2 separate regions of the Homo sapiens genome follow, and region 1 is linked to region 2. Evidence: chromatin loops called from intact Hi-C (ENCODE). Cell type or tissue: mammary epithelial cell. All regions are shown on one strand. Each heading gives the region's core, and the rest is flanking DNA. Links, peaks and the distances in the headings are about the cores only.

The links. Hi-C counts contacts between places; a loop is a spot of excess contacts. Peaks named below come from ENCODE experiments on the same cell type or tissue, not always from the same donor. Only the 100,000 strongest peaks of a DNase experiment are listed, where the experiment ranks them.
Region 1: a loop joins it to region 2, with 4 times the contacts of the local background. A loop is called at or near these places in 5 of 110 quality-filtered maps.

The regions. Positions count from the first base shown.
Region 1 is chr1:224,496,390-224,509,290 of GRCh38, reverse strand. It overlaps a transcript of CNIH3 not described here. Among named protein-coding and RNA genes, the nearest start is that of WDR26, 68 kb to the right of the region's middle. RefSeq lists enhancers at 1-237, 8,048-8,548, 8,549-9,049, 10,425-10,956, 11,032-11,231 and 1 more. In mammary epithelial cell, for the core only: a CTCF peak has its summit at 5,829; DNase peaks (open chromatin) are centred at 5,510 and 10,590; H3K4me3 peaks cover 453 bases; H3K27ac peaks cover 3,439 bases.
Region 2 is chr1:225,340,568-225,348,567 of GRCh38, reverse strand. DNAH14 (dynein axonemal heavy chain 14) reads right to left here. Exons shown (of 86, transcript NM_001367479.1): 69 at 7,867-8,000; 70 at 2,188-2,606; 71 at 1,914-2,112. Among named protein-coding and RNA genes, the nearest start is that of LBR, 83 kb to the left of the region's middle. In mammary epithelial cell, for the core only: a CTCF peak has its summit at 4,762 (motif pointing right); no DNase peak of the experiment used is centred there; H3K27me3 peaks cover 120 bases.

The sequences.
Region 1 (12,901 bases), core at 2,830-10,829, 840 kb after region 2:
GTGCACTGGCATGATCTCAGCTCACTGCAAACCTCCACCTCCCAGGTTCAAGCAATTCTTGCGTCTCAGCCTCCCGAGTAGCTGGGATTACAGATGTGTACCACCACACCAGGCTAATTTTTGTATTTTTAGTATAGATGGGGTTTCACCATGTTGGCCAGGCTGGTCTTGAACTCCTGACCTCGAGTGATCCACCCACCTTGGCCTCCCAAAGTGTTGGGATTACAAGCGTGAGCCACCATGCCCAGCCAGGGCTTTTTTTTTACCATGAGGTTTGCCCAGGAGTAGACGATACAGGCAACTTCTCTCTTTTAGTATCTAATAACACATTTTACCTCTAGCTTTTACTCAAATGCCTAGTTCTACTACTAAACCCTAAACTACTTTAGAATAAAAATCGTAGTTATCTTTGAACCCCCCAGGGTCTAATACTGTACCTCACATATATCACGTGTTTAATAAACAAAGTCTCATTGGCTAGAATACAGGAATACATATATACATACATTTATATCCATATGATTATGACAAACCATATATGATTAGTGGGAGAAGCTGGAAGTTAGAGTTGTACTATATTTTGAAGAATGTTGAATTAAAGATATATTTGATACTCTAAGTAATGGGATATCATTGAAGTTTCATGAGGAGAGTAATTTTATCAGAGCTATGCTTAGGAAACTAAACTGGGCAAGATGTTTTATGGAATAAAGCAGGAAGGAACTGGAAGTAAGATTAACAGAAAGTTACAGCAATATTTTATCATAAAGAGTTCCTGCACAGGGTATAACTAATGGTCCATGGCCCCATTCTACAGACTGCAACCTAAGTCATTGACCATTAAGTTAAAAATCACATCTTAGGAATTCCAATTAAGACACAGACAAATACAGTATAAAATCCAACTGTGCTAGTCCGAATATTTCTGTCTTTACTGGGAAAGCCTGCCCCTTCAAATGCCAGAAGAATTTACAACTCTCCCAGATCTGAGCCTGTGCCATGTTGTGAGTTTGAAAAGGCCCACATCTGGCTTTAATGATCATTGTCTAGAAAAAAACATATCTGAAGGATTGGAGAGAAAGGAAAACTTTGTGGGGAAAAGAAGAGAAGGACATGTTTTATCTCAAGCCACCTAGCTTCTATTTTATAAATTTATCTATTGCCAAATACATTTCAGGAGTAGATTCTCACAAAACATACATATACCAGAAAATAGCAGTCTCAAATGGAAATACCTCTCATTCACTACTCTGGCATGGCAGATGGCCCTCTCCTGATATTCAGGGAAATGGACTTTGCTTTCAGAGAGAAAAGCCTATAAAACAATGAGGAGTTGTCTAGCGTATGCAGAAATGCTTAACCCCTTGCCCTCAGGTATCAAACCTGTATATGGAATACAAACACCATTCCTGAGCAGGGACTAAGTCTTATTCATCTTCATATCACCACAGTGCATTGCACATAGTAAATATCTCTAAATGTGAACATACATAGTTTAATAAGAAGCCTGAACTCTTGAGGTATAAAGATAAATTGGCCTCCCGCACTGGTAAGTCTATGGGGTTTCTGCAGTTCAGCAAGAATCCAACTACAGGACAAGACACCAGGTACCCCTTGCTTGCAGACACCCTTGATAACAGAGCAGAGATGAAGGTGAGTTTTGGGGCTTAGACTGTGTTATATTCAAAAGCATTTTGATTTAACTATGGGCCCTCAGGCTGCAGCATCTAACATCATGGGGATACATATACACCAGAGAAAGATCGCATACACATATATATTTGGCAAACATTAAATAGAATTTATGATGTGCTAGGCACTATTTTAATCACCTTAAAAATATTAACCCATTTAATGTAATTCTCAGAACAAACCCCAGAACATAGGCACTATTATTATCCTCATTTACAAATGAGAAAACTGAGGCACAGAGAGGACACTTGCCCAGGGTCACATTGCTATTAAGTGACAGAGTCAAGATTTGAACCCGATCTGTCTGGCTCCAAGTCTGTGTCTTAACAACACCTGGCCTCGTGCACCGCTCTTTTCTGGGTTGCTACAATTCTCTATTTGGTTTGTTGGATCTGGAGGGATACATACATGTTGATACGTTTATAAGAACTGGTGGCTGGGCATGGTGGCTCATGCCTGTAATCCCAGCACTGTGAGAAGCTGAGGCCAGCAGGTCACTCAAGCCCAGGAATTTGAGACCAGCCTGGGCAACACGGTGAAACCCCGTCTCTACAAAAAAATACAAAAATTAGCCAGGTGTGGTGGCTCACACCTGTGGTCCCAGCTACTCAGAAGGCTGAGGTAGGAGGATCACCTGAGCCCCAAGAAGTTGAGGCTGCAGTGAGCTGTGATCACACTGCTACACTCCAGCCTGGGAGACAGAGACCCTGTCTCAAAAAAAAAAAGAATTGGTGCTTCCTTCTTTTATGAGTATGAATACTTCTCATCAACGTGTAGATACTGAGCTTGTTGATAATTAAAATGTGATCACTTTCTCTCTAGTCCAGTTCTGGGCATGGTCTAATTGCTTAACATATGTGAAGTTCTAGTATGGAGAAGGGTCTAATGGAAAAGCAAGCAACTCCATTTCCCAAGGGTGGCTGCTAGACACGTGGCTTGTTGGCTGCCCTTCTGATCTCACATTGTTACCCTAAAAGGGCTGTATCAGGTTTAACTTCAGGGAAGCCCTTAGAACAGGGACGATGCAATCTCAGCTCTCACTCATCCTCCCCTCCTTGCACACGCCCTACAGAGTAACATGCAGACTAAAACTCCACTGAGCAGCGGGGACTGCCAGCAGATCCTCTGCACTGGGGCCAGGAGGGTGGCATCGAGCAGGGCCCTGGGGCCTGGCAGAGCAGAAGCCAAGGCTGAAGGAGGAAGGAGGGAAGACAGTAAAAACGGAATGTGCTAGCTTCATCACTGTGCCTGAAGTCTTTTACATCCCACGGTTCTGGGACAAAGAGGAGTGACCGTGTGTGTGTGTGTGTGCGCGCGCGCGCGCGCGCGTGTGCGTGCATATGAGTGTAAGGAATGGGAATGTGGCCCCAGGCCTGGTGACACACCAACAGCACTTCACTGCTGATTTTTTGGTTTATTTAATACTCAGCTGCCTTTGTTACAAAGGAATTTCATTCCTCAGAGATTCACTATTTTCAAAAGATTCATTCTCGAAAGATCGTAATTGTTCAGTATTGTATAAACCAAGATTCCTTAAAATAAAAAGGCTTGGGTCTTGGGAGCAATCTTTCCAACTGGGAGCAGGGGAGGGAGTATACTTCCAAAGTGGCAAACAAGATGAAGCCTTTAAGCCAATCATTTCAAGAGAAATAACCAAACTTTTAGTGCAATAGGTCACAGGGATCAATGTACTATTTTCGGTTAAAGCTTTGGCTTGTTCAAAGGACTTTGCACCTCCAGATTTTTTTGGTAATCAATTGGCAGTTTACCAATTTTATTGAACGCCAATGGTTCATATGCTGTTGGTATAAACAGTAAATAAAATTAAAGTTTAGAATCTGCTCTACAAAGACAGTGTTACTGAAAGGCACAAACAATCTAAATAAAATGAAACAAGATCTTAGAGTCAAACAGACCTGAGTCTGAATTCCAGCTCTGGCAGCTACGTAATCCTAGTCAAGTTACTCAATCTTTTTGAGCCCTAGTTTTCTTGTGGGTAAAATGGGGATAATTACACCTACCCTAGGGGTTTGATTTTCCTGTGAAAGTTAAAGGAGATAATATGTAAAAGTTTTCAGCATGATGCAAAAATAAGTGTTTACTAAAATATTAGTTCTCTCCCCTGTGAAAATAAAGAAAAGTAATATGTCATCATTGTGAAGTAACGTCACTCTGCAGATTTACAGACAACCTAACCAAAATGAAGGGGAAAGTGTATTCAAGGTACCTGAGTACCCACTACGTGTATACCACAATTCATGATATGGCAAAAAAGACTTTTTTTTTTTTTTTTCCTTTTTGAGACAAGGTCTTGCTTTGTCACCCCGGCTACAGTGCAGTGGCATGAACACAGCTCACTGAAGCCTTGACTTCCCGGGCTCAAACAATCCTCCCACCTCAGCCTCCTGGACTACAGGCGCGCACTACCATACCTGGCTAATTTTTGTATTTTTTGTAGAGACAGAGTTTGGCCATGTTGCCTAGGCTCATAATCCACTCTTTAAAAGCTTACACTTGACCTGTCTCTCACAAGAAAGGAAGGAAGGAAGGAAGGAAGGAAGGAAGGGAGGGAGGGAGGGAGGGAGGGAGGGAGGGAGGGAGGGAAAGGGAAAATAATAAAGAGCTTACACTCAAGTCAGGGAATAAAAACGTTCATATTAAACACTCAGTGGCATAAAAGCCATACTTGCCCTCCATTGAGCACTTACAATGTGTCAGGCATCATGCTGACCACCTCAGGAACAGGGTCTCATCTGATCCTCTAAACAGCCTGATGAGATAGCTATTGCAATGTCCCATTTCCCAGATAAGAAAACTGAGGCCTAGCAAGGTTAAATTACTTACCCCAAGGTCACAGAGTTAAGATGTGGGCTTTGAACTCAAGCAGTGTGAATCTATAAGCAGCGGCATGCAAAGACCAGTTACAACTAAGTCACAGGAGAACCCAGAAAAAGATTAAGGTGGGGTTGGACTAGTGACACATGACTCCTTGGAGGAATTCAGCTGGGCTCTAGAGGAAACATGGAAGGCAGGTGGGTACAGGAGGGGAGGAGAGGGGAGGGGAGGGGGTCATGGGAGCAGTCTCCTGCTGAAGCCTCCAGAAGACCGCAGGAGGAAAGGGGAACTTTCTTAGGGGGAGAGGAAATTGGAAGAGGAATCCCTTTACCAAATGTCGCTTGGAGCCCAGAATTTCAGCCAGTCTGCATAAGAATAATGTCCTACATTTTTAAAGAACACACCATAGTTTACAAAATGCTTGCACAAAACTGTCCCATTTGATGATGACAATGGGTAACATTTACTGAGAAATTTATAATAAACCAGGCACTACACTAGCTCATTCCAGCCTTAACAGGGTGCTAGGAAGTAGGTTGTAGTCTTGTCCCTCCCAGGTGAGAAAACAGAGACCAAGGTCAGCTAACATGTGGCAACAGTAGGGTTTCAGGTTTGAACCTAGGTCTAACTCGGGAAGGCATCATCCATACAGTCCTCAAAACAGCCTGTTTAAGTAAGTAGGGCAAGTACTGTATCCATTTTTCAGATGAAGAAACTGAGACTTAAAGGGAGCAAGGAAATGAATAATTTAACTCCACTAATAACTAAACCAGGTTTTATCACCCAGTCCTCAAGTCCCCTCCACCCCACCTCCAAGTTTGCCTTCCCAGGCCTGAGGGCGTCTCTGTCCCGGCACCCCTCCCTCCTGGAGCGGCCAGAGGCCTCAGAGCCTGTGGTTGCTGTGGCCTACAGCACAGCGTGCCCGAGCCTGCAGGGCTGGGCCTGTTATTCCACAGTAGTTGGCACTCCCACGGCAATCCCTGCCAGAGGGCTGGGTCGGGTTTCCTGTCTATCTCCCTTGCCACAGCTGTGTTTTCAATAGGGAAGTCGCCTGCTGCCTCTCCTGGGGGAGGACCACACTCCACCTCCCCTTGCTAAACACCAGGCAGCCCTGTGCGGTTGCCAGGGTTGTGTGAGGATAAGATTAGGAGGGGACCCGCCCCTGTGCAGGCCTGAGCAGCTGGACAACCGCCCATGAGACACGGGCTTCCCCGAGGCCCAGGCTGTCACCTCGGCTCTGGGAGGCCCGGTGGGGTTGCAGACAGCAGCGACAGCCCTCCTCCTGCAGGGGAGCCACCTGGCTGTTTCAGAGTGAGAGTCCAGGCTGCCTGTGGGGTCAAAACAGGAGGAAGAAGGAAATAAGAGGGGGGAGGGTGACAGAGACAAGAGGAACAAAGACAGAAGCAAGGGAGGAAAAGACAGAGAGGAATTAGGGCCAAAAGACCGACAAGGGAAGGAGATGTGGAACACTCTGCGGTCCTGGCTTTCAGCAAGTGCAGCACCCGTGCCTCAGGCTCTCCCTAGCTGATAGGAATTTTAATTACACACAATTAAATTGTATATGACATTTAGTACATTGTGTTCTAAATAGTGTATTGGATTTGAATACAAACTAAAGGCCATCTTCTTTCTCATCCTCCTCCCAAAAAGGTGGTGACTTCATCCGTGCAGAAGTCTCCCAGGTTTCCTCCGCCCCTGCCCCCACCTCCCTCCCTCCCTCCCTCCCCGGGAGAGCTGTTTGCCTTCCTTCTGCCCTTCTGGGGTTGGCACCCAGCTGTTTCTTCCCTCCTCCTCCTCCCTCACCCTCCAAAGCTCCGATCCCATCACCTTAGCCTGTGTTCTACCCCCTGTCAACTCACAGGCTTTCAACATCTCACCCTTCCCTCCACCTTTTATGTCTCTGGGCTCTGTTCCCCACCATTCATATGGTGTTTAAATCCACGGCTTCCTTTCAGTGGTTAGAGAAGGGATAAAAGCTTCCCTTTATGTTTGCCAGTGTTTAAATTGCTTCTGAAAACACCCAGCGGTGAAAACTATGAAAAGGGGACAGTCTTTTCAGCTGATTGTTTATGTAGAACTCGGCAGGGAATGTAAGCAGGGGGGTTGCTCAGTAATTACTGGACTCCATTCCCCTGGCACGGGCCCCGCCCTCCCTAACTCTAGAGGTGGAATGGCAATCCACCTCCCCACGCTGCAGGTTACACTGGTGCAAGAGTGCCTAGACCAGGAGGAAGGCTGTTCGTTCTGCTCATGCAAGCCAGGAGGCTCTGGAAACAGGCAAAGTGGGTTTAGCGATAAAGAAATAGGCCAGCCTCCAAATAAAAGGCTTTCGGCTCTTGCTCCATGGCTGTGCCTTTCAGGAGAGCTGGGCTTTCGGCTCCAAAGGCTGCCCTTCTCCTCTTTCCTCCATGCTGTCCACATGGAGTCTCTATCACGAGATACTTCTGCTGACCAGCTACGTTCACAGAGATCATTTCTGGCTGCAATCTCACTCACACCACTTATTTTATCCCAGTAGATGTTTGTTTCGGCCCCTAATTTCCATTCCCTTGGGCCAGTAAAGTGACTTGATTCCCTCTGTTTCTGAGGACCCCAAGAAAACCAGGGCTTCACTCTCCGGGAGCCGTATCTGCAGCACTCCTGGGTTCTGCCCACAAGTGGTATCCTCAGGGAAGACCCCTCTGGGCAAACCATTCTGAACAAGGCCCAGAGGATCCTCTGCTCACCTGCCCTCCCCACATTCTTCAGCACCTCCCTCCAGTTGCTCATGAAGCCTCCAGGTCCTCTGCCCCTCCACCCTACCTTCCTCCAGCCTCCTCACCACAGAATCATCTCCAACAGGGACCCCTCTTCCAGGAAAGTAGCTGGTCACAAACAAATTTCTGTATAAAGCAGTGGCTCACGCCTGTAATCCTAGCACTTTGGGAGGCCGAGGCAGGTGGATTGCCTGAGCTCAGGAGTTTGAGACCAGCCTGGGCAACACAGTAAAACCCCGTCTCTACTAAAATACAAAAAATTAGCTGGGCGTGGTGGCACGCACCTGTAATCCCAGCTACTCCAGAGGCTGAGACAGGAAAATCGCTTGAACCTGGGAGACGGAGGTTGTAGTGAGCCGAGATCGCGCCACTGCACTCCAGCCTGGGCGACAGAGCGAGATTCCATCTCCAAAAAAAAAAAAAATTCTGTATAAAACATTATCATGATTAAGAACATGAACTCTGGGGTTAAAAAAAAAAAATATATATATATATATATATAGGTTCAAGCCTATGCTGCTGTCTGCTGAGCATGTGACCTTGGGCAATTCGCTTATATCACTCTAAGCTCCAGGACCCTCATCTGTAAACTGGATACAATAATAATAGTATCTGCCTCATGGTGCTGTTGTCAAGATTAAATGAGATTAAATAAAATTATGAGAAGAATTCTTTACAAAGTGCCTTTCACCCAGTAAGCTCTCAATAATGATAGTATTATTGCCCATGACCATTTATTCAACACTCTTAAACCCCTACAATGAACAAAGTATGACTCCGCCTACCTCAAGTGTCTTTCTGTTCAATATAGGAGTCAAATATACAAACAAGTGGACATAAAACAAAGCAGAATTAGTAAATGCACATGAGATAGAAACATGATATGCTTTAGAGAGTAGAGAGATGAAAAAAAAGATTACTGTTTCCAGAACAGAAGAGGCACAGCAGCAGAGGTGGCCCACGAGCAAGGCTTTGAAGCATAAGCAGGGCTCTGATCAGTGGAAGCAGATGGTAGGTTCCAGGAAGTGGCAGAAGGGGAGGCATGGAGATGTGATGGTGCAGGGTGTGTGGAATGCACAGATGCCGGCTGCTTCCTCGGGTTCCAGCCCCCCTTCTTCCATCCTAGCAGCCTCATTGTCCACTTAGGCATCCACTGCATTGTGGGGAGTCTTGAGGTCAAGGGAAATCGTGCAGCAGGTAGCCACTCAGCACATCCCAGCCCACTGGCGACTGGGGTTGGTGCAGGGGCAGATGTACGTCAGAAACAAGTCTACTCAGATTAAAGATCAGTCATGAATGCTGGGGAAAAGTCATTCTTTTTTTTTTTTCTTTGCTTTTTTGTCTCACTCTGTCGCCCAGCAGGTTGGAGTGCAGTGGCACAATCTCGCCTCACTGCAACCTCCGCCCCCTGAGTTCAAGCCATCCTCCCTCCTCAGCCTCCCAAGCAGCTGGGACCACAGATGCATGCCACCAAGCCTGACTAAGTTTTTGTATTTTTGGTAGAGATAGAGTTTCGTCATGTTGGCCAGGCTGGTTTCCAACTCCTGAGTTCAAGCTATCTGCCTGCCTCGGCCTCCCAAAGTGCTGGGATTACAGGCATGAACTGTTGCACCAGCCAAGTCATTCTTTCTTTAGAGACATGAGATGAAGGCTGCTGGCAACCATTTTGGGACCATGAGAATTAGGAAGAAATTGTGGCCAGGCACAGTGGCTCAGTTTGTAATCACAGCACTTTGGGAGGCTGAGGTGGGAGGATGACTTGAGACCAGGAGTTCAAGAGACCAGTCTGAGCAACATAAGGAGACACTATCTCTATAAAAAAAAAAAATTGTTTTAATTAGTCAGGCTTGATGGTGCAGGCCTGTAGTCCCAGCTACTAAGGAGGCTGAGGTGGGAGGATCACTTGAGCCCAGGAGGTCAAGGCTACAGTGAGCCATGATTGTGCCACTACACTTCAGCCTAGGAGACACAGTAAGATCCTGTCTCAAAAAGAAAAAAGAAAAAAGAAAGAAAGGAATTAGATCCTTGGGGAATTGTTGAGCCTTACCCAAAGCCCCACTCTGACACTAGATTTCTTTTTCTTTTCTTTTTTCTTTTTTTTTTTTTGGTAGAGATAGGATGTCGCTATGTTGCCCAGGCTGGTCTTGAACTCCTGGCCTCAAGCGATCCTCCTGCCTCAGCCTCCCAAAGTGCTGGGATTACAGGTGTGAGCCACAGTGCCCAGTCAGCTGACTCTAGACTTCTTTTGTCCCAGAAGCAAATAACGGCGTGTATTGTATAAGGCAGTTGAGCTATGCTTTTCAGTTTCTTGATGTTCAAAAAATGACCCGAAATAGAGAGTTATAAAAAATTGAAACTAGAAAGGTATTAGAGGGTTAAATCATGAAAGGCTTTCCTTGCCCCATTCTAAGGCATTAGACTTTATGCAGGCAGTAGGAAATCCCATTGAAAACTGTTGAGGAGGGAGGTGGCACATCAAATCTGTTTTAGGAAATTGATGGCAGGATGAAAGATAGACTGGAAGGGAGAGGGATTAGAAGCAAACCAACAAAAACAACGATTGATTAGTCATGAGTCTCGGCTGGTAAAGGACATTTTATCAAATATCTCCAGATGTCCACATGGCCTGGAGTGGGGAAGAGTAAGAAAGCAGAGATACCTATGGCAACCTCTCTTCTTATCAGAACCAATGGCCTGCCCTTCACCCTTAAGAGCTTAGTGTATACAGCAGAGAGTCCAAATCCTAATACTGTATTACAATACCTCAGAAGGCTACCCAGTTGTCATAGAAGCTTCAAACAACAGGAAATTTTTAATTTTAAAACAAAGTCCATTTTAATTTAAATTTTTAACTAACATTTTTAAAAGGCGGGGAGTAGGATACAACCCCAAAACAATAAGCTTTAACGGAGTGTCTTCACTACCAAAAGTTTGTGAATCACTGATCTAAATCATGGCACTCCCAGCACCCCTTCCCGGAGCGGGTGCCAGTCCTGGCATGGGTTCCCAGCCCTCTGGGGAGCTACTGGTGTGCTAAAGCTTTGCAGTGCCTGCGGACAGGAAGAGGCTCCAGAGCTCCCAGAGCTCCCATCCTCAGATCCACAAAAAAATGCGAATCTCTCCTAGAGCAATGTAAGTGTCTTGATTCCTCTTCCTGTCGCCTTTCCCCGCTGCCCTTTCTGCTGCACTGTTGCAGCACTGGGCTGATGACGCCAGGGCAGTGAAGGTTCCTTGCCCCCCGCATCTTCCCCTGTGCTGAAGCAGCGCATGGTAACCTGGCTGCCCGTGTTCTGATGCATTCTCCATTCTTTCCCACAGGCACACTCCCACCTGCATTCCAAACTGACTGTTTCATTTACATAATTCCAATAGCTTTCACTGCCAGCTTCCTGTTTTTGTAAACTCATGTAGAATTTTTTAGTTTCATAAGAAACAAGGGCCCCAGCTCACAATCACCCTCTACCAACATAGTTTATCTGCATCAAAGAAGACAGGGAAGCTTCTGTCCATTGGTTTCCCTTCTTATTTTAGAAATAGAAGCTTAAAAAACACCCCAGTGGTTTCCAATCCAGAGAGTTGCATATAAGCTTTTGACTTTACTGGTTACTGGCTTCCTGTTAACTGAAAGAAGTTTCAAGCTGAGTCAGAGAAGAGAACCGGGCCCAGCAGTGATTCATTAGTGTTGCTAATGACACCCCTACCGCCACCACCATCACTGCTGCTTTTGCTGGGGCTGCTGGGGCCTCCATGTTAGCCTAATCCTAAGAGAGCAAGAAACTGAAGCCATTGTCCTGATTTTCTCTTCCAGATGGCATTGCAGTGGCAGCAGTGAGCACAGGCCAAGCAAGACTGGCCTTGAGATGAGGAGGCCAGATGGGCCCTGAATCAGGGTGGTTTCAGGATGCCCAGGAAGGCACTGCTGCTGCAGAATAACTTCCCCCTCTCCCTGCCCTCCCTTTGCACAGTGCCTGAAGATTCTTCCTCCTTCTGAGCTTTTCTGGTCTTCCTGTAAGATACAAATACAGCTTAAAAGGGCTGCTCATACCCTAATATGATTAATGTGATGAGCTCACTTTGGAAAATACTAATCACTTGAGACATGCAGATGGAAGAGATGCTGAATTATAACCCAAAAGACTACCAGGCCAGAAAAGACAGTCAGGAAAGAGATGCAAGTGTCAACTACTTCTCAGTTTTGCCCAGATCCGGGCTTCACTGCAGGGTCATAGTCAGGAGCATCTGACCACCATACAGCCAGCAGTGCAGGAAGTGTTCAGCACTCTTCAGCCATGACTCTAGTTTAGGGATTTCTCTCAGTGCCAAGATCCTCCTGGAGGGCTCCAACAAACAGCAACACATAAAAAAAGTTGCTTTAGAAATGCATCTATAACAACAAAGGGTTCCCAACCCATATTCTTGCAGCTAAGTCTGTCATATGCATTATCTTATCTAATCTTCACAGCAACCTAGGAAACATCACTTCTCCTGATTCTACAGATGAACAGTGAAGATGATGCCACAAGTAAATTTCTGACTTAAAATATCATATTCCATCACAGTATAATTGATTAATTCCTAGACTTTAAAAATCAACATATCATTCACATAACATAAAATCTATCATTTTTTAAAGTAAACATAAAATCTATCATTTGTTAAAGTATACAGTTCAGTGGTTTTTAGTATATTCACTATGTTGTGCAAACATCACCACTAGCTAATTCTAGAACATTTTCATCACCCCAGGAAGAAATCTTGTACCTATTAGCAGTCACTCCCAATTCCTCCCTATGCCTCTCTCCCTGACAACCACTCCTCTACTTTCTGTCTCTATAGATTTGCCTATTTGAACATTTCATATTAATGGAATCATAAAATGTAGTTTTTTTGTGACTGGCTTCTTTCACTGCATGTTTTCAAGAGTCATCCATGTTGTAGCATATAATAGTACTTCATTCCTTTTTATGGCTGCATAATATTCCATTGTATGGATATACCACATTTTGTTTATCCATTCATCCATCAAAGAACACTTGAGTTGCTTCCCCCTTTCAGCTATTGTGAATAACGCTGCTATGAACATTATTGTACAAGTTTTTGTGTGGACATATGTTTTCAATTACCTTGGGAATTCCTAGAGTTTTTATATATCTGAAAACATAGGTAAGTCTAAAAGAAATGAGTATCAGCTATGGTATTGCATTCATTACAAGGTATTTATAATATGCCTGTTTTCAATAAGGATTTGCAGTATTCCCACCATGATATCCTATGCCACCTGTAGTATTGTACCCGTCACACTGAGTCTGTTTCCACAACTGCATGGAGTGCTCTTTGAGGGAAGGGACCCATCCTGTTCACTGTAAACAATTTCTTAAGTATAAGTCGCTACCTGTCTGTGAAGCAGCAGCACCTTCCTGGGCATGCTGAAACCACCCTGATTCAGGGACCATCTGGCCTCCTCATCTCAAGGCCAGCCTTGCTTGGCCTGTGCTCATACTGCTATACCACCTGGAAGAGAAAATCAGGAGGCTTCAGTTTCTTGCTCTCCTAGTATCAGGCTAACATGGAGGCCCCAGCAGCAGCAGGAGCGATGGTGGTAGCAGAAGGGGTGTCAT
Region 2 (8,000 bases), core at 1-8,000:
ATCTCACTCCCTCTAGTTTGCAAAGTTTTTCCTGAGAAATCACTGGTAATCATACAGAAGCTCCCTTGTATGTACAAATAACTTTTCTCTTGCTGCTTTCAAGATTCTGTCATTGTCTTTGACTTTAGACAGTTTGATTATAATGTGTCTTGGTGTGTTTCTTTTTGGATTTATCCTAGTGGAGTTCTTTGAACTCTTGAACCTGTATGTTTTTTTCTTTCCTTAGATTTGGGAAGTATTTAGCGATTGTTTCTTCAAAGAATTTCTCTACCCTTTTCTCTCTTTTTTTCTTCTTCTGGGAGTGCCATATTGCATATATTGGTCAACTTAACAGCATCCTATAAGTCTCTTAGGATCTCTTTGCTTTTTAATTTTTTATTTTCTTTGCTCTTCTGACTCGATAATTTCAAATGACCTGTCTTCAAGTTTGCTGATTCTTTGTTCTGTCTGATTAAGTCTGCTGTTGAACCCCTGTAATAATTTTTCAGTTCAGTTTTTGCATTTTTCAGCTTCAGAATTTGTTTCATTCTTTTTTATAGTTTTTATGTCTTTGCTGATATTCTCATTTTGTTCATGCATCATTTAACTGACTTTATTTAGTTCTCTGTTATTTATTTATTTATTTTAGCTCATTGAGCAACTTTATGACAGTTATTTAAAATTCCTTGTCAGGCAGCCCATAGATCTGCATTTCTGTGGGACTCGTTTCTGGAGTTTCATTTTGTTCCTCTGATTGGGCCATTTCCCCCTGTGTCTTTGTTTGCCTTATGTATCTTTTTTTCCAGGATTGGCATTTGAAAAATTGACCACTTTTCCCAGTCTTTGGTATTGGCTTCGTGCAGGGGAAAACCCTCACCAATCAGCCTAGTTGGAGGTTCTAAGACCTTTTTAACCTTTTCTAATCCCTTGCTCCTCCTAAGTTCTCCCTGTGAAACTGCAGGTCTAATGTGCTGCTTGCATCTGGATTTTAGTGGCTTCCAAACTCTGATGCCAGTCTTATCAATATTCTGAGTCAGGCAAGACAAAAACTAGTCCCTTGGGAGGCCCCTAGACAAGCCAGAACACTGGATGCACTGTCTACTCTTTTGTTTCTATCCGAGGGAGGAACTCTGTAATGGGGGGATTTCCTGTCAGTTGTTCCACATTATACCACAAAGAGGGGGAGGCATGAATAGGCATGTGTCAAATGATGCAAAATTTCCTACCCCTTTCACTGGAATCTCTTCTCGGTTTTACAATAGCCTGGATGCTGTAGCTTCTCAACTGATCTCTAGAGTTCTCACAGAGGTATTCTGATCTGTATATTGTTGTTAACTTGGTATCTCTGTGAAGGAAGGGAGCCTATAGCATCCTAGTCTGCCATCTTGCAGACTTAAAACTTACAACACAGCATAACAACGTGACTGTATTTAATGTCACTTAAAAATTGAGATGATAAATTCTGTTATATGTATTTGACCACAGTTTAGACAATAAACATATTAAAAATACAACATAGAAACATTTAGAAGATTCAATAATTAAATAATTGTGTCTAACCTTTTTGGATAAACATGCTTTTTGTGTTTCAAATTTTCAACCAGGTTTTCGTAAGAAAGTGAGGGCAACTCTAATTGGGGTGTGGGGGAAGGTTTAACTCCTGAAGGTATCCAATCAATGTTTATGTTTGGGTGTGTTCCTGTTGACTACCATTAGATATTCTGCTTTGTAGGTTAGGATTATAATAATCATAGTAATTATCATTTATGTATTCATTCATTCATTAAAAAATTATTGAGTAACAGTGGAGGTGCTTGACCTCAAGCTACTTTTACTTTAATCAATTATAGAGGCATTGACTTGGAGCACCTTAGAGGAAGGAAACACACTTTTAATGGACTTTTACTGAATCCGGAATAGTAACTTTTACTTACTAGTAAGTCTAGACTGGGATAATGCACTTTTAATATTTATCAATATGCCAGAATATAAAAAGATGTTCCATTCTTCTTCTGGTAGGAATCCAATGTCATCCTGTATTAGATTTCCATTAGCATTGTTTTGCATGATTACAGTGCAAAGCCGAAAAGAGAAGCAAAGTTTATCTTCATTAAATAGAGCTGAAGAAACCACCTATAGGGAAAATATAACATATTAATCCAGTGAGATTAAATAAGCATGTAAAATTCACACTAAAGAATATCTCACCTTAAAAATACTTTTTGTCAACATGTCTATTGCACTTTTAATATGCTTATCTAAGAGATTTTTCTCATTTTCCAGGTTGGGTTCTTTTGAAATACTTATAAACTCATGAACTTCTTTTGGAGACACTTTCTCCCTTTTAAAACTATGTTCTTGTTCTTTGCTTTTGGAAACTACTGATGAAACAAAAACCTGATGAAACCAGTCTAGGGAGAACTGGTACATGTAGTTGATTTGTGTGAGATCAGCTACTAGGAAGTAGAGCAGGGCGCCTCGGGTCGCAATGGGGAGATAGTTTTTACGTATTGCTTGGATTTCACTTTCAGCTTTTTTTGTTGCTTCGATGCGCTTTGAAATTTCGTTTGATGTCATTTTGGATTTTCTTAAGGTATCTACAATTTTGTCATCATCTAATATGGATCCTAAAGACAAACAAAAAGTGAAGTTAAATAAAGACTATTGTAACAGTAAATGGCTATTTCCTCACTCTGCACTCTTTGTGTAAGGGTTTGTACTGTTGGCTTCTTATTGGCTTTATGTCAGAGACGGGCTCTTAAATGAAGTTAGGTAATATTTCTAATAAGAATTTGATTAATAAATTTGATTAATAGTACGTACACCTCACTTCCCACTCCGTCATCTCTTCTTTATATTACTTTAGTATTGGTGGATCCTATTTTTTTTACAGGCATATGATAAGCAACCATTCCATGATAAGGAATACATTTACAGTATGACCCACTATACACATAGAATATTAAAATCAATTTTCAAAAAATAACAAGTGTGCCATTATTTTACGTGATTTATTCTGATATTTTGTATTGTATTCTATTTTATTAAACATATGAAACTGATCATGACCAATGACATTTATTTCTCAACCCACTAATAGATTGCAACTCACCTTTTGAAAAAGCACTTCTCTAGAAAGTATAGATAATAAATCTATTCCCTTCAAATATTTAAGGGAGCTCTCAGGTTTCCATTATAAACTCTTCTGTTTTGTGGGCTAAACATTCCCATTTTCCTCAACTGCTTTTTTCTTATGATATGATTTTTAGAGCCCTCACTATCTTTGATTCTTGCCCTTGGACACATTTTAGTTTGAAACAAGCCTTTTAAAAATGTGGCATCTAGAACTAAACACAGTATTTCAGCTTGATATGACCATTGCTGGGAATAATGAAATTAGTATATACCACAGTCTGTGTACCATATTCTTACTGATGCAGGTGAAGCTTTTGCAGTAATGTCTGGACCTAAGTCATGGACCATCTCTCACAGTACTCACCCTACCACACCATTTCCCACCGAGTTTGGGCAATCAACCAAAGAGAAAACAAGAGGCAACAAGAATGGCTAGTTTCTGGCCAGGTGTGGTGGCTCACACCTGTAATCTCAGCACTTTGGGAGGCCCAGGCAGGCGGATCATGAGGTCAAGAGATCGAGACCATCCTGGCCAACATGGTGAAAACCCTTCTTTACTAAAAATACAAAAATTAGCTGGGTGTGATGGTGCACACCTGTAGTCCCAGCTACTTGGGAGGCTGAGGCAGGAGAATCACTTGAACCTGGGAGGTGGAGGTTGCAGTGAGCTGAGATTGTGCCACTGCACTCTAGTGTGGCAATGGAGTGAAACACTGTCTCAATAAATAAATAAATAAATAAATAAATAAATAAATAAATAAAAGAATGGCTAGTTTTCACTATTCACAATAGCTAAGGCATGTAATCAACCTAAATGCCCATCAATGATAGACTGGATGAAGAAAATGTGGTACATACACACCATGGAATACGATGCAGTCATAAAAAAGAACAAGATCATGTCCTTTGCAGGGACATGGACTGAGCTGGAGGCCATTATCCTTAGCAAACTAACACAGAAACACAAAACTAAACACTGCATATTTTCATTTATAAGTGGGAACTAAATGATGAGAACACATGGACACATAGAGGGGAACAACAGATACAGGAACCGATTAGAGGGTAGTGAGTAGGAGAAGGGAGAGAATCAGGAAAATAACTAATGGGTACTGGGCTTAATACCTGAGTGATGACATAATCTGTACAACAAACCCCCATGACACAAGTTTACCTATGTAACAAACCTGCACTTGTAGCCTTGAACTTAAAAGTTAAAAAAAAAAAAAAGCCCAGTTTTACCAAATCCTAGAAAGGAGGAGGAAAAATTATGTATATAATCAAGGCATCTCTTAATTTAGTTTTTTTCAAGAACAATTTTTACTAAAACCACTATTACTCAAAGATCACAGTCTTTAAAAAATACCCCAGACTCTACTACAAGGAACAAATGGTAGAGAATAAACAGCAAAGGCACAATAAAAGCATATAGTGCCCTAATGTGTGTTATCTTAAACCCCTTTTCACTTATCTCATCAAATCCATCTTTTGTTCAATTCAGGTGAAGGTTATAGCAAAATATGACTTGTTATAAGAGTGGTTCATAAAATGGGAGTGGCTGTGCTTCTGAATCTTGATTGTCACCTTCTATGTATATTATATAATACTTAGATATTTTGCTCCCTAAGAAGTTACCAGCAGATGGCTCCAGTCTTACAAAAAAAACAGATACAGAAGCCTTGTCCATGTAATTAGCCTTATTACTAGAAACACAATTTATTCATGTGTTATAAAGAAACAGTTTATTAGGTATAATTAACATTGAAAAGGAATAAAGTCAGGTCCTCTAGGCATAAATGTGTATTTAAAATTTCATAATAAAAAATATGCTTCTAAGTGAGGATTTGCCTGTATTTCTAATATAAAATATAATTAAGCTCTTTTTTTTGTAAACATGGTTGCAAAAATTGAGTTACAGACTTTATTTCTCTTAAAAATTCTCCATTTAACACATATCTCTTTTTGGAATTGGGTCAAGACAATGGCACGTTAAGGCAACAACACTCAGGAGGATCCTAGGAGGAAAGGCATGCCCTCCCCACTACTTTCCCTACTTAAGTTTTTGTTTGTTTGAGGCTTTAAACAAAATGTAAAGTCTCGTAAGGTCTTAATCATTTCCCCAAACTAAGGCAGTTGTATGCCATAAAAACGTAAGTTCTTTGTCAAAGGTTAAGAACATGCTGAACAAGTCAGTGTTTTCTGCACATCTTAGCAGACCTTAAAGAGGCAATACTGGAACTCCCCATCACAGTTATTCTTGTTTTGGCCACAGGTCTCAGCAAAGTGCTGTTACTTGCAGCAATTTGTTAGGGAAGAAATATCAACATTAAGGTAAATGTCTAACAGTGGGGACCTACATCCTTCCGGTGGGGAAAAGTTTGTAACTACAATGTGGGAACGGCTTAAATTCATCACTGCACTGATACAAGACATTGCACTGATACAAGACAGGCAGATCTGTCTTGCTTCCGGGAAGTCCAAGGCAGCGTGGTGAATGTGGTTCCAGCTCTGGATGATAAGGAATGGGCTACCACCTAGTAGCACCTGTGAGCGCCGGCCAAGAGGAGGGGCAAGAGGGCAAGTGTGGACCCAGGCTGTGAGGGGTGGGGGTGGGACCCATGGCATCCCCGCCCCAAAAGTTCCAGTGTTAACACATAGGTAACATCATCCAAAGTATCTCTCTCTATACATATGTGCAGATAGAAGGGTAAGTGAATAGATTGATAAATAGAATGTGTGTGTGTGTGTGTGTGTGTGTGTGTGTGTGTGTTTATGAGAAATGGATCTTACTATAAATACTGTGTTTTAAGTGACTAGTAAATTTACCTTTACTGGCATTAAGAAAAAGAATCAATGGAATTGATGAATCTCAGATAAACATTTCTTGAATATAATATATATTAGTTTCTAAAACATTCTTCTAAGGTTATAAGAAAAGATGATGAAAGCAATTAAAGAATTCAACCTTTACTTTAAAAAATAAAAATATATATTTAATTTTAAACAGGATGGATTGACTTCTCTGCATGAACTGTGAGGTGACTGTACTCAGGTTTCCTTCCACTTTCTGATTTTGATTGCTCATTCAGTGAGACCTCATCAGCAAGTAGTTTTTATTTGTTTTGTTTTTAATTCCCTGGGTTCTTTTATGTTTGAAATGGTCAATATTGCTCCCAGGATATGGGTGCTTCATGCCCTATCAAACTTGGTTTCCTCCCCTTTCAAAAATTATATTCTTATTATTACTATTGGTAAAATTTTGCCTTTTTAAAAAAACTAGCTTTTAATTTGTTTTACTACAGTATCTGGTAACAAATGGACTTGCCTTTCAGACCATGGGCTTTAGATTAGACAAATAATATGTAATCAGAAGTGGACATTATAATTGTGTAGAGAGCTTCGAAAATAAATATAAGCCAGGGCCCGATGTGCGGAAGTTCAGATTCAGTAAGTCTGTGGCGGTACCCACTGGGCATTTGTATTTTTTAAAAAGAAAGAAAGGTAATAAACTCTACAGATGATTTCTATACATACTCTTGAGGACTAAAGTGTTTGAGAAACCTTCAAGTTCCAGTGAGTCACAAGTTAAAATAGAAAGGCAGTCCATTGTTAGATAAACTGTATTTTATCACAGTTGACTTAGGGGCATACATCAGTGTGACTCAGGAATTTATGTTTCTTTAAGTTTAGATGCAGTAAAGATTGTGGTTTCTTAGATATTTTTTGTGCTGAAGAAGAAAATAATTTCTACTGCTACTTTAATTAAAAGCTTTTTTTGTTTGTTTGTTTGAAGGAGTTTTGCTCTTCTAACCCAAGCTGGAGTGCAATGGCACCATCTTGACTCACCGCAACCTCCATCTCCTGGGTTCAAGCAATTCTCCTGTCTCAACCTCCCAAGTAGCTGGGATTACAGGCATGCGCCACCAAGTCTGGCTAATTTTGTATTTTTAGTAGAGACGGGGTTTCTCCATGTTGGTCAGGCTGGTGTATTTTTAGTAGAGATGGGGTTTCTCCATGTTGGTCAGGCTGGTCTCGAACTCCTGACCTCGGGTGATCCACCTGCTTCGGCCTCCCAAAGTGTTGGGATTACAGGCGTGAGCCACCGTGCCCGGCCAACAGCATGTTTTAATGGGATACATAAAAGTCACTGGATTATTTTCTTTAAAAATATCTTTTAGTTATTAAGTCGGGTGTGGTGGCATGCGCTGGTAATCCCAGGTACTCAGGAAGTTGAGGCTGGAGAATTGCTGGAATCCAGGAGGCGGAGGTTGCAGTGAGCCGAGATTGCGCCACTGCACTCCAGACTGGGTGATGGAGTAAGACTGTCTAAAAAAAATAAAAAATAAAGAAAAATAAAATAAAATATCTTTTCATTATTAATACTTGGGGAAAACCCAATCATTGAGTCTCTGTAATCTAACTTGAGACATATAACAGATGTCTGTACCTGAAGTACAGGCATAGAGCCTTGGAGGGAACTAACTAGATTCCGTAAGATTTGTCTTAGAACTTATACCAGTTACAGGGTGGCAAATGTTCTACAACACAATGAGCTGAAGCAAAAGTGGAACTGAGGGACACCAAAATTCACAATATTTAAGTTTAGAAATGGGGTGATTCACCTACCTTTATCAGTTACCTGGTGGAAATGGAGATTTGGTATTTTTGGCTCAAATTCAAAATTTGGTTCTTATAACTTTTTATTCTATCCTTTGCAAAGATCTCTTACTATCACTAAATATCTTGACTTACCTAGTGCTTTCTGCAGTAAATTTAATGTTTTTTCCTCTAGTTCTTCAAGAGTTATGGCATCAAGGGAAATACTCTCCAGTAACTTGGAACGTTGATCTTCTAAATGAGGAACTTCATGAGTTACCACAGTAGAC